Regions from separate parts of the Homo sapiens genome. Here all the other regions are linked to region 2. A link is a loop called in an ENCODE intact Hi-C map of the cell type or tissue named here. Cell type or tissue: endothelial cell of umbilical vein. All regions are shown on one strand.

Region 1 (4,000 bases), 80 kb after region 2:
CCTGGTTGAATTATCTTTCAAAAAAATTTAAATTTTGAGATTTTTGCCGTGGAAGTTTCTGCCAAGACGTTGCTAATGTCTCAGAGACCTTTATAGTTTTATTCTAACACTACCATCCATGTTCTCATTGTTGTGTTACAAAAAACAAAGTTCATGATTGCTACAGCTGTTTTGGACAGCTGTTTGAGTAACTCAAAACAGATGTGAGAGCCAGAGGTCTGACATTTAGTGGAAATGTGCTATTAAATACCACCGCGTGGTTTACTTAACCCTGCTAGATAATTGCCCACAGAGGAAAAGCCGTTTTTAAAAAACTTATGCTCTTCATAAACATAAAGTATATAGATAGGTAAGCTATTATGTACCTCAAATTTACAACTTTTCTGTTGCCCCTTGCCACAGAGTTGGTCCTGAAGGTGTCAGCTAACCTTTCTTTATCTTTTATTTTCACAAAGAGTACCTGGAAGCCAAGAAAAGTCAAGTGCCTTATTTATGGCCATTCAGCAGGTTAAGTTAGGCTTCTAATCTTATCTTAATGGCTTTGCTAAACTGTTATCAAAATTAATAAATGAGTGGCATGCTTCTCCATTTAGTGATAAACCGATGGCCAACACTATCCTGCATAATAGGCAATATAAGCAGGAGCATATTCAAGATATGAATGTGTAAACATTCAGCTTTGTGATTATATCTTTCTGGTTGGTCTCTAGATATACTTAGTTGTTCACAAACACTTGGGAGATTTGAGTGGCTCAGTGTATATTTGAACACTGAATATTAGCCAATTTCTATCTAATCTGTCTATCTCTAATCTCTTCCTTTGTAAGTATATGTGTAGAAATTGAATTATAGTGTAATAAGTCATTATCTACTTTACTATAAGGTACTCTCTAAAGCTCTGCCATTCTATAGGAAAACTACATGGGTACAATAAACAAACGTAATTTAAAAAATAACCCCATTAAGTGATTTGTCCATAAGTCTCTGATCATTTAGCAGACTAACAAAGATATTTTTATATGTATGTGCATTGATGAAAGAAACGCTCTCCTAGTCAGTAGTATGGTATTAGGCTCTCTAAAATGTGGTACCACTTTATATAGATGAATGAATAATAGGAGCCAAGATAAGCTCTTAATGCAGTAAAACAATCCAGAAAGCAGTTAGCAGTGCTACTATTTCTGCTACCTGTACAATCTCTTGCCTACTGACCTGTGCCACATTATCTCCACCAGCCCATGCCATCCTCTTTTTTTCATACCATCCCCTCTCAAATAAGCCCGCGTACATTCTATCAAATACCCCTAAATTACCAACCCAACAGCTTTGTAAAACCTACCGTCTTTTAAAATTAAAATCTTATTCTGTGGTTCTTTTATGGAAGAGCAACATAAAGAACAAAGGCAGATAGAAATATGGTGTGCCCTTTTTCAGGCACCATTCTGTTTCCTGTATGCTCCCACAAAGGATTTGAGCGGTTATCCCTTTAATCCAGGACTAGCAAACTACATACAGCCCAAATGCCAAATCTGGCCCAATACCTGTTTTTATAAAGCTTTATTGGAACACAGCCATACCCATTCATTTACATGTTGCCTATAGTTGCTTTCTCATTACCAGGGCAGAGTAGTTGCAGCAGTGCTGAATAGCTGGTCCAGAGACCGTGGGCTTGCAAAGCCTGAAATATTTACTATCTGGCCCTTTATGGGGAAAATTTGCCAATCCCTGCTTTACGCTATTATTTCGTTGTCCATTCTGACTCATTACATGTATAGAGTCACAGGCTTCTGTGCTGATCAACTTTCAGCTGAACAAGATTATTGAGCTGAAATTGAATTGATTTATAGATTTATATTCATATTCACCAAAGAGCCTGCAAGTGTGGCCATTTGAATTTTTTTGACTTATAAAATAACAGAAATCCTAAAAAGGGACTTATTCTTCCTTAAGTATTTTAAATAGTCAGTGAATTAATATAAAAGAGGCTAAAAGCACCCAGAAACAGTACTGTCCTGCAATTCCAACTCTAAAATAATGAATTACAATCAATAATGTCAATTTTATAGTGCCCGAGGAAATTAGACTTCTCGGGACCTGACCAAGCCCTTTATTTAGACTCAGGACTGCCCCAGCACACTTCCCTTTTGTCTTGATTCATTTCCTGACAACACATCACATTGCCAGATGGACACTGTAACTGAAGGTCTACAGAAACTCATTTCCAAAAAAAAATAAATGTTTAGAAAATGAAACATATCTGAAACTTTATTTATCGGTCAAGAACTTTTAAAAATGTTGTAATCAAGTAGCCTCTGTTTTGTCAGCGTAGAACTAGTCCTTTTACAGTAGAAAATATCATTTGTTTTTAACTTTTTCTAAAGTGAAAAAAAGGACCTTCCTTTTGTAATGTGTTAATGAGTACGTGGGGACCCAAGTGATGAGGGAGGATTTTAGAAGAGATTAGAGTTAGCTTGGCTCTGGGAGGTCCATTTTCATAAAATATGGTTTCTGAAGAAGGATCTGGAACATAACACAAGTCATTTGCTGCTACATATTAAGAAATAATCAATTGATAACTGAGTTCTGAATATGGCTTAGTGTAGAATTACTAAAGATATGTATCATTAAGCATTCAAAGAATCATCGTTACATTCTGAAGTACATAACCATAATTACATTCTAAATCACATGGCTTTCTAACAACACTGTCCTTCCTAAAGATCTCAAGTTTTCAAAACTAGACCAAAGTTACATGCCGAAACAAGTTACCCACCTTTGGCATCCAAACTAAAGTGTGCCAGTGAAGGGCAAGTTACTTATAACACAGAAGGACTCCTCTTGGTCATGACCCAACTACTACTTTACCAATTCACTTCAGCCAGTATTTATCAAATACCAAAAGTGTGTATATACGGTACAGGGCATTGGGCATAGAGAGGTGGATGAGCAACATGTGGACCCCGTCCTCAAGAGGCTTATAGTCTTACAGGGGAAGGGAATTAATTCTGCCACCAGACAGTATTATGAAACATAAAGATACTTTTTTAAAAAAACCTTGCTAAAGGAATCAAAAAGAAGGGGTGAGTGATTCATACTGGGATTTCAGCCATCAAGGAAAGAATGATGTTCTCCTCCCCAAATGATGGGAACATCATTTGGTATGGATCTCCCACTAGTGACACCCACAGCTGAGGAGCTAGTACCCATTTTTCTCCCTCTTTTCCCTGGCTTGAGGAGCATCTTAAATACCTGGCCCTTACGTGGTCAAGCTGAAAATCTGATACTCCTAAGAAATCGCTGAGTCATGTAGGAAATTCAGAAGGAAGAGAGGAAGGGAGAGAAGGAGAAAGGGAGGGAAGAAAGAGAAGGAGAGAGGGAAGAAAAACTTAGAAACTATCCTTAAATGTATACTAGAAGTTTTGAACCCTAACCTTGAGTGAGTTTTGAAAGGTTTCTATTGGTGTCGTAGCTCCATACCTCTTCATTCCAGACTAGTAGTTCTCAAATTGTTTCAGGGAGTTTTTAGTCTTCTTGGAGCCACTGAGAATGATGGGTGGAGGGGAAAGGGAGATGCTGTACAGGATCTCTCACAGCTCTGCTTTGAACTGCTCAAAATATTGGAATTCCATATAAGATTGTTTTAGGAGATGTCCCATTGCTATAGTTAAAACAGTTTGAAAACCAAGATTTTAAAGGAAATTGCATGCCCAAGACAGGCTATTGACATGTATGGACAGAAGTCCCTACTTTTCTGTCCAATTATGACTTATCATAGAACACTTTCTCATCAGAGTCTACTTTTGAAATACAAATAAATGCATACAGATGTAGGAATCTATGAATCAAGGCCAGTGGGTCTTTAGCCATTGCCTCGTAAGGCTCCTGATATTTGCTGAATTGGGGAGGAAGTGGAAAGCTCATTCCTGGATCTGGCTCTGTGGCTTGCCCATTACTGGGACTTACCTCTTCCCCTCATCTGTTCTTTCTGTTTTCTCAAATG
Region 2 (4,000 bases):
TAAAGAAAGTCTCAGCTTCCATGAAAAGGGTCATTTCTCTATCTTTAGAGTATTTCAGAGCAAAAACAGAGGGGCCTTCCCTTCCAAGGGAGGAGTGCAGACTCCTGCTTCCACCACCATGTCTGTTTCATGCTTCTGGGGAAACTCCAGGATTTTCTGTTTTCCTTTTTTTAAAAGAGAAAAATGTGTGCGCAATATAGGTGGAAAAGTATTTTTGCACAAACCTACATAGGTATTAACCACTATTTTTGTTTTTTTCTTAATATTTAATTAGAACTGGCCATGAATAACTTGTAAAATATACTAAAGCCTTAAGTTTGCATTTCTTTATTACTGGGAAAGGTGTTTACTGAGCGGGATTTACCTCTATTTATGTGAACTACATTTATAATTGAATTGCCCCTTCCCCCTAGATGCATGAGAGATTTACTTAATTAGCATTGATTCCTTGCCTCAAAGGACTGAGAATTCCAACCAGAGCTTAGGTGTATAAGGTAGTATAAAAGCAATGTTGTTGTGTTTCTAGTTTGGCTAATAAATTGGCTTTAGAGAAATGCATCTTTTCATGACACTTGGGAATAAAGCTTGTGATTTGCTGATGTTGGACAAGGTTGAAGTTTCACTTTTGTTAAATTTTTGTCCCCAGCATAAGATTAAACACCTCCTCAGATCAAGGGAATTTTCCTCCCTCAGCCTTATAAAGTTGTTAGAGGACTTAGAAAGAATATTATGAAATACAATTTGAAGGTGAAAGGAGAAATAAGCGAGCCTCAGGTCTGAAAACTGGATAGATTATGCAATTACTTTAGTTTGCCTATAGAAAATTTTAGTGGAGAGTATTTTTTTCACCTAATATTAGGGTAGCAGAGAGATGCTGAGGTGACTGATATTTCAAGGAGAAAAGCGCTTAATGATTATAAATGCATAGCTAGAAATAGAGTTTACACAACCTTAGCCATACAGATTAATCTAACAGATCTTCTCTAATGCTAATACAAGAAAGTATCATCGGATCTCTTTAAAAATTTCTGCTAAAACATTTTTTTTTTCTTATTCAGGTGACAATTGACTCTGTTTATGTAGAACAGGCTAGGTCCCCTTAACTCTCAGATATTCCCCAGTAATCCAAGGATGGGAATTATATCTTTGCCCATATCTTCACCCAATGCCAGTGAGATTTAAGAACAACTTCAGATCCTGAATACTGATCAAACTCATCAACTTAGAGTCGAGGCATAAAAATAAAACACCTTTCAAAGAGAGTGTGGTTCACGTTTGGTGTTTATTAAAGGGTATGAGAGAGTCCTAGCTAGGATTCTCAGAGGAAAAAGGACACTGAAAGGAAGGTTTTACTCTTTGAGTCATTTGTGATTTTATTTGTTTTTTGCAGTGGATCTCTTGAGCCTGTCAGCTGCATGTGATGCCTTGGACCAGCACAACCTCAAGCAAAATGACCAGCCCATGGATATCCTGCAGATTATTAATTGTTTGACCACTATTTATGACCGCCTGGAGCAAGAGCACAACAATTTGGTCAACGTCCCTCTCTGCGTGGATATGTGTCTGAACTGGCTGCTGAATGTTTATGATACGTACGTATGGCATGTTTTTATTTCCCGGGCTCTGTCACAGGAGGCTTAGCGTACAGAATGGTGAAGTGTAATTAGCATTACAACAGGGCCCTGGAAGCTGTGGACCTAATGCTCTTCCTGTGATAAATCATTTTTGCATTTATGACTTGAAAAATATTTTGATAAGCTAGGAGTTAAGAGCCAGAATGTAGATTGCTCTCAGATTAGAAAACAAACAAAACCCTGAGACACTCATTTTGCAAATAGTGGAATGAGTCGACATATAGCCTTTGGTTCTTTCCCTTTCTCGCCCATGGATTTTGGAATTCTTCCATGCACTTCAGGGGTGGCTTCCTCTCACTGGCGGCCATGGCTGTGCTCCTGGAGATACTGGCACACCTGTCTCCAGATCAGAATGGTCTTAGCTGATACTTAGGACACTTTTGCAGAAGATTATGAATTGATAGGCCAAACAAAATGAAAACAAGCCCTTAATACAGCAAACTTAGCTTCTCAAACTGAGAACATTTTTCGTTTTCTTTTGTTTTTTAATAAGATTTTATGAAGTTTCAGTTTGGCGCCTCCATTCATCACTCTCTCTTAGAGAACAATTGTTTGTTTTGGATTGCACACAAGGGAGATATCCCCAGTTCTGATTTTTTTTTTTCTTGAGCTTAATGAAGACAATTGAAGAAGGGAGCAGAAGGAATTGGTCTTAATTTTGCCTAAATTCTTCTTAGATCTCAAAATTATTACATGCCTCATTTCACCAATCAAGAACATACTCCCATTTGGAAATCTGGGAAGGTTTTCTGAAAAGAGTTGCAAAACAACTGTTTTGCCTTTTACCTTTGTTGTAGACTTCTACTACCTTTTGAACTAAAATTTATACCTTTTTTTCTTTCTTATTTTGATAAGGTATTGCTTTTTAAAATTTCAGGACCACCTGACTATTACATTCATCATAGTCATCTACCAAGTCCTTGAACATGTCGGATTTCAATTGTGAACTACGTTCACATTAGTTTTGATAAGAGTTTGTATTCAGGTTTCCCCTCAAATATATTTTGGCACTGTTTTCTTTGCAGATGACATGTGAATGCATTCTGAATGTATAACTTCCTTCTACCTGACTGAAAAGTATTTGGTGACAATTTTAACTCCTTGAAGACCTGAGTTGCTGTATAAAGTGGATTTGTTAAATTTTGATCTACCTTTTCTTAAGAGGGAGAAAGATAAGAAAATTTTCCAGTGATAGGAATTTGTTTAGTCCATTAGTGCCCAGGATTTCTTTTTGACTGAGGGATTTAATAAATTTTAGTAGCTGGAAGTTGAGCATATTGTTCACCGAAAATAACCGCCATTGGGACCTATCCTTTGTGATTTTGAAGTGCTAATAGGCGAATTATTCTGAAATATTTTCTCCTTTTTCTTTTTACCAATATCTAAGGGCCAGTAGCTTTCCGTAATAAAATAAGAAGCCAAAAAACTATTGAAAGACACTTTTTAACTTTAATTTTAGGTTTCGGGGTATTATGTGAAGGTCTGTTACATAGGTAAACTCACGTCACGGGGGTTTGTTGTACAGATTATTTCATCACTCAGGTATTAACCCATTTATGCCTAGTGTTCCATTATTGGAACACTAAGCTTGTGGGAATTATTCCTATCCTACTGCTCAAGGTCATCGCCAAGGTCTGATTTTCACAAAAAGTAATATGCAGCCTCCAGCATAAATGGGTTAAGCGCAGTACCCAACAGTTGTCTTTTCTGCTCCTCTCCCTCCTTCCACCCTCCACCCTCAAGACCCCAGTATCTGTTGTTCCCTTGTGTTCGTGAGCTCTCATCATTTAGCTTCCACTTAGAAGTGAGAACATGCAGTATTTACTTTTCTGTTTCTGCATTAGTTTGCTAAGGATAATAGTCTCCAGCTAATCCGTGTTCAAAAGACATGATCTCATTCTTTTTTATAGCTGCATGGTATTCCATAGTGTATATGTACCATATTTCTCATTGATGGGCATTCATATTGATTCCATGTCTTGAAAGACATTTTCTACAAAATGGAAAACTTTTCATTCTTATTTTTCCTTTTTTTCCCCCATGGATAAAATTAGCTTATTAATAAATTTGTTATGTGAAATGCTTTATTTCAGTTTTCTATATGCAAATATAGAAAATGCTATGCAAATAAAAGCAATCTATATTAAAACACTGATATAGCAACAGGTTATTTATAAATTTATTTTTTAGATCATATATTTGAATGTTGTTTAATAGAGTATGATATTTTTCTTACGGAGATAAACATTTATATTCTATATTATGTGTTATGTGGCCTGAAGTAATTAATTTTCTTTCAATAAGGGGCAATCTGATGAAGATCTGAGCATTTAAGAGGGCTGAGCAGTTAGTTGCTGGTAATTTTT
Region 3 (4,000 bases), 58 kb before region 2:
TACTATTAGACCAAGGGACAACTTCAGCCAAAGCAAATCTTAGTGTGCCCCCCTCAGACCGTAATAGCAGCTGCCTCCACAACTCACTAGCTTAAAATTGCTAAAGGGCAACACTAAGTAATCTCAGTGTATGAGCCAGAATGCCAGAAGAAGTGCCATATTTGCTTAAAAATAGCAATACCGATCATACTTACATGCACATATCTTTAGTGATAACATTTACCTTTATATTTGGTTTGTTAAAGGTAATAAAGAATCCTGGCATTCCCTTTTGCTTTTGTCCAGATACTTTATTTTTGCCTCTTTTGCCATGCTATAGCATTAGATAAAGCAAAACGGGTGTGCTTCCACCTAAAACATTCTAGGGGGAAAAATGTTGAGCAGAAAAGGATTATTTCAAAAGAAGCCGGATATGGTGGCATGCACCTGTCATCGCAGGCACTTGGAGGCTGAAGTGGGAGGATTGCTTGAGCCCAGGAGTTGGGAGACCAGCCTGGGCAACACAGTGAGACCCCCATCCCTTAAGAAATAAATTTTAAAAAGGGGACCACATTTAAACTGTAGACCGAAGTGGAATGAATCAATCGGAAAGGAGAGTGGAAAGCAAATGTTTGAAAGAAAATAAAAAGAAAAGCAAGCCAACAAAATAAATGGACAAAGAAGGGCAGTGAAAATATCACTAACAGTTTATCGTAAGATGCTCTTTGGATGCTAATCTAAGGTGTTATGTGAAGTTTGCAGAAAATTCTTGTGCTAATGAAGGCTTTCTTCTTCTTTTGAGTATTTCCAAGCTTGAAATAATTGTGTGTAGTTAACTTCTATCATCATACTGCAAACTCTAAAATTAGAATTATTTGAACTGTTCAGGCCCTGTAACTTTTCCAATAAAATATTCTATTAGAAACAAGTTCCTTCTAGATCTTCCTAAAAGAATACTAAAGGACCAAACCGTGCAACAGCACTGGTGGTATTGTCTTAATTTAGAGAGTCCATACCAGTGATTCTCAAACATTAGTATGCTCAGAGTTTCTGGTTCAATAGGTCTGGGCCGGGCCCAGGGAATTTTCATTTCTAAGAAGTTCGCAGGTGATACTGATAACTGCTGTTCCCAGGGTCTACATTTTGAGATCCGCTGCTATGTCACAAATCCAAATCCAAAGTCTTTTTAACAATCCCTTTTAGCCCAGGATGAGCCTAACGGCAATTTCACGTCCTTATCGCCGGCCACTTTAATCTTCAACTGAGGAGGAAGGGAGAGTGAGAATTATGTATATAATTTTTTTCTTTTATTTTTTAAAAAGAAAACTCCAAGCCCACACTCTTAATTATCTGGGATGAGGTCATTTGCACCTGGGTCATTTATTTAGACAACAAGTAGTCTTGCTAGAGGCTTTAAGGAGGTGTTAGCAGAGCGGTGTGTGGCTTCCAGGTTCCTGGGTCTACCTTAAATCCCCATCCTCTTTCTTTCTTTCTTTCTTTCTTTCTTTCTCTTTTCTTTTTCCTTTCCGTTTTGAAAGCCCCAACTGCCCAGTCTCTGGGTGTCCGGGTTCCCAGGTCCCTAGGTGGGGGCGGAGCCCGACACGGCCCCGCCCCGTCTGCCCGCAGCGCCCCCTCCCCGGCCCGCCCGCGCCGGCTCCTCCGCAGTGCTTTCAGCTGTGAGCTTGGGCGGCGGCGGCGGCGGCGCTCCACTTTCGGGGAGCCCGGCGGCTCTGGGAAGCTCACTCCTCCACTCGTACCCACACTCGACCGCGGAGCCCTTGCAGCCATGAGGGAACAGCTCAAAGGGTAAGTGGATCGCGGCCCCGGCCCCGTCTGATGGCCGCAATCCGTGCACTTGTGGCGCGAGCAGGGGGCAAGCTGAGGCGGTCAAAACTTGGACAGGCGCGGCGGCTGGACCCGGGGCGCCGGGCGGCTGGGCGTCTAGGAACCTCTCCCGCGGGTTCCCGCGGCGCGGCTGCAGGTGCGCCCCCGGGGTTTCTCCCCAGGCGCCGGGCTAGTGGGGGAACCTCTTCCCTCGGCTTTGGGACGGGCTCGGAGAGAAAAAGCTGATTTCTCCCCGTCCCCAGAGGGGATAACGCGTTCCTCACGCGGGGATTGGGGCCGGGGGAGCTTTTCACTCCTTTCCAGGCTGCCAGTGTGGACGTGAGCAAGGCTGGCTGTTCCTAAATCGTCGCTCTTACTCGTAGAAGGAAGGGGCGCACGCGGCGCTACCTTCCATTGCACTGCAAGTGCCAAAAGGTCAACTTTCTGCCTGATTTCTTCCGAGGATTCCAACTGACATTTCCCTCGCTGCATTTTCTACCGTGCTCATTCCATGCCCCAAGACCTGCAGAAATCAGGAAAGAAAGAACAAACAACTAAAGCCCAGAAGTCAAAGATTTCAGGGGGTGGGGATTTTTGTTTGTTTGGGCTTTTTTTTTTTTTTTTTTTTTTTTGCCCTTCGGGATTGGGTGTGGAGTCATTTCTAGGGTGTTCTCTCGCATTTCTCCAGGTGTCTGTGCTCATCTTCAAGCAAAGTTTGTCACTCCCAATCCCAGCACGGCAATAAAAAGGGCAGAACACTTTGCTTATATTAGTCAAATTTGAAGTTAAGTTTGAAGCTTTAAATTGAAGGGGTTTAGTTGCTCGAGGGAGGCATAATATTAATTATAAACTGTTTTTACATCATGAAAAAAATCCATCCGATTTAAGTGGTGAACTTTTAAGTGGCGTCTTTAAGTGAAATCTACATTTTTCCTTGGGCAATAAACTCTTCTTGGTCTTCTGCTTTATCCCTGTCATCTCTCCTTGTCACCCACCCCCCCCCCCCCCACACCCCCAATCAACCTTTCTTTTTTTGCCTAGCTTTTTTATTGCCTTTTACTCAAGCCCCTCTTTGGAGGATACATTTGCTGTTGGAGAAGCGAGTGGAGCAAATGAAGCAACACGGTTATATGAAAGGTCTCTGACCCTTGAACACCGTGGAATTGGTTTCAGTCATCATTGTTTGATCTCCGATTGGACACGACCCTGAAAAGAAATTGCTTTGACCAAAGTTGAGGGTGGGTAGGAGTTAAACCTTGAAAAGCAAATAAAACGGAGGACAACTAACAGCTGGAACAGCCACCGAGGCAATCATCTTTGCCCTGGCTTTAGCCAGACAGAATAAAATGGTAAATATCCCAGGGAACAAGAAATGGGGAACTAGAATGGATTTCTGATGCTTATATTGATGCCCACCCCTCCAAACCCCTGCCCCACGGTAGCAGAAACTTTAAAATATATTTTACCATCCACACCCTGCCAGTATTCCAGCAATGCAAGCCAAGTTCAACAATTCAGCACGCAAATGCCAAGGTTCCTCTAGAAAAAGAGTCTGATCCTCAGATTAAAGGGAAATCATTTGTGTGTGTGGATCAATGGGCTCCAGATTATATATGAAACCAAACTCTAATCCTCTGCAAATCGCAAGAGAACGCTCCCTTTTTATATTGCTGCATAGCGATTAGTTTTCTCCCTGGGAAGTAGTGGACAGATAGTTTTTTAAAAAGGCAACTGTTTGGAATATTTTCAGTACCAAATAACAATGGTGGCAGAAGAAATCTTATTTTAATTAGGCAACTGCCATTTTCCCAGCCACAGCAGTAGATATTTGTTACTTTTTATAAGTGTTTAATGTTTGTTTTTAAGAAACTAAAAAAGCAATTCCAATAAGTCTGATTATTCCAGCACTGACAGCAGGAACAGCTCTGAGGCAGTTATAATAACCTTGCACACTACTTGAAACTAAAGCAGGTGAGAGAAAATTTAAATTGTATGGTAGGAAATTAGGTCAGCCTTGTGCTCAGTAGAGTAATGCTTTAATTTCTTATTATTGACAAGTAGGTGTTGCTGGGGTCTTTTGTCATAGTCGATGACTTTATATTTTAATTTGCATCAGGGTCCTATCACCGCCTCAAATAAAAGGGAAAAAGATTATCATGGTTTGTAGAAAGAAGAAGGAGAGGGGAAATCTTCGTAT

What was found. A loop is a pair of places that touch in the nucleus more often than their neighbours do. Peaks named below come from ENCODE experiments on the same cell type or tissue, not always from the same donor. Only the 100,000 strongest peaks of a DNase experiment are listed, where the experiment ranks them.
Region 1: a loop joins it to region 2, with 5 times the contacts of the local background. A loop is called at or near these places in 3 of 110 quality-filtered maps.
Region 3: it touches region 2 in a loop (2.4-fold over the local background); 9 of 110 quality-filtered maps call a loop at or near these places.

Annotation. Positions count from the first base shown.
Region 1 is chrX:31,127,215-31,131,214 of GRCh38, reverse strand. All of the region lies in intron 77 of DMD (dystrophin), which reads left to right. Among named protein-coding and RNA genes, the nearest start is that of FTHL17, 57 kb to the right of the region's middle. In endothelial cell of umbilical vein, no CTCF peak of the experiment used is centred here; a DNase peak (open chromatin) is centred at 2,154; H3K27ac peaks cover 1,232 bases.
Region 2 is chrX:31,207,090-31,211,089 of GRCh38, reverse strand. It overlaps DMD (dystrophin), which reads left to right. Exons shown (of 79, transcript NM_004006.3): 65 at 1,391-1,592. Among named protein-coding and RNA genes, the nearest start is that of FTHL17, 140 kb to the right of the region's middle. In endothelial cell of umbilical vein, no CTCF peak of the experiment used is centred here; a DNase peak (open chromatin) is centred at 1,699; H3K27ac peaks cover 1,358 bases.
Region 3 is chrX:31,264,595-31,268,594 of GRCh38, reverse strand. All of the region lies in intron 62 of DMD (dystrophin), which reads left to right. Among named protein-coding and RNA genes, the nearest start is that of FTHL17, 190 kb to the right of the region's middle. RefSeq lists enhancers at 1,349-1,398, 1,419-1,478 and silencers at 1,519-1,648, 1,989-2,088. In endothelial cell of umbilical vein, no CTCF peak of the experiment used is centred here; a DNase peak (open chromatin) is centred at 1,684; H3K4me3 peaks cover 1,990 bases; H3K27ac peaks cover 569 bases.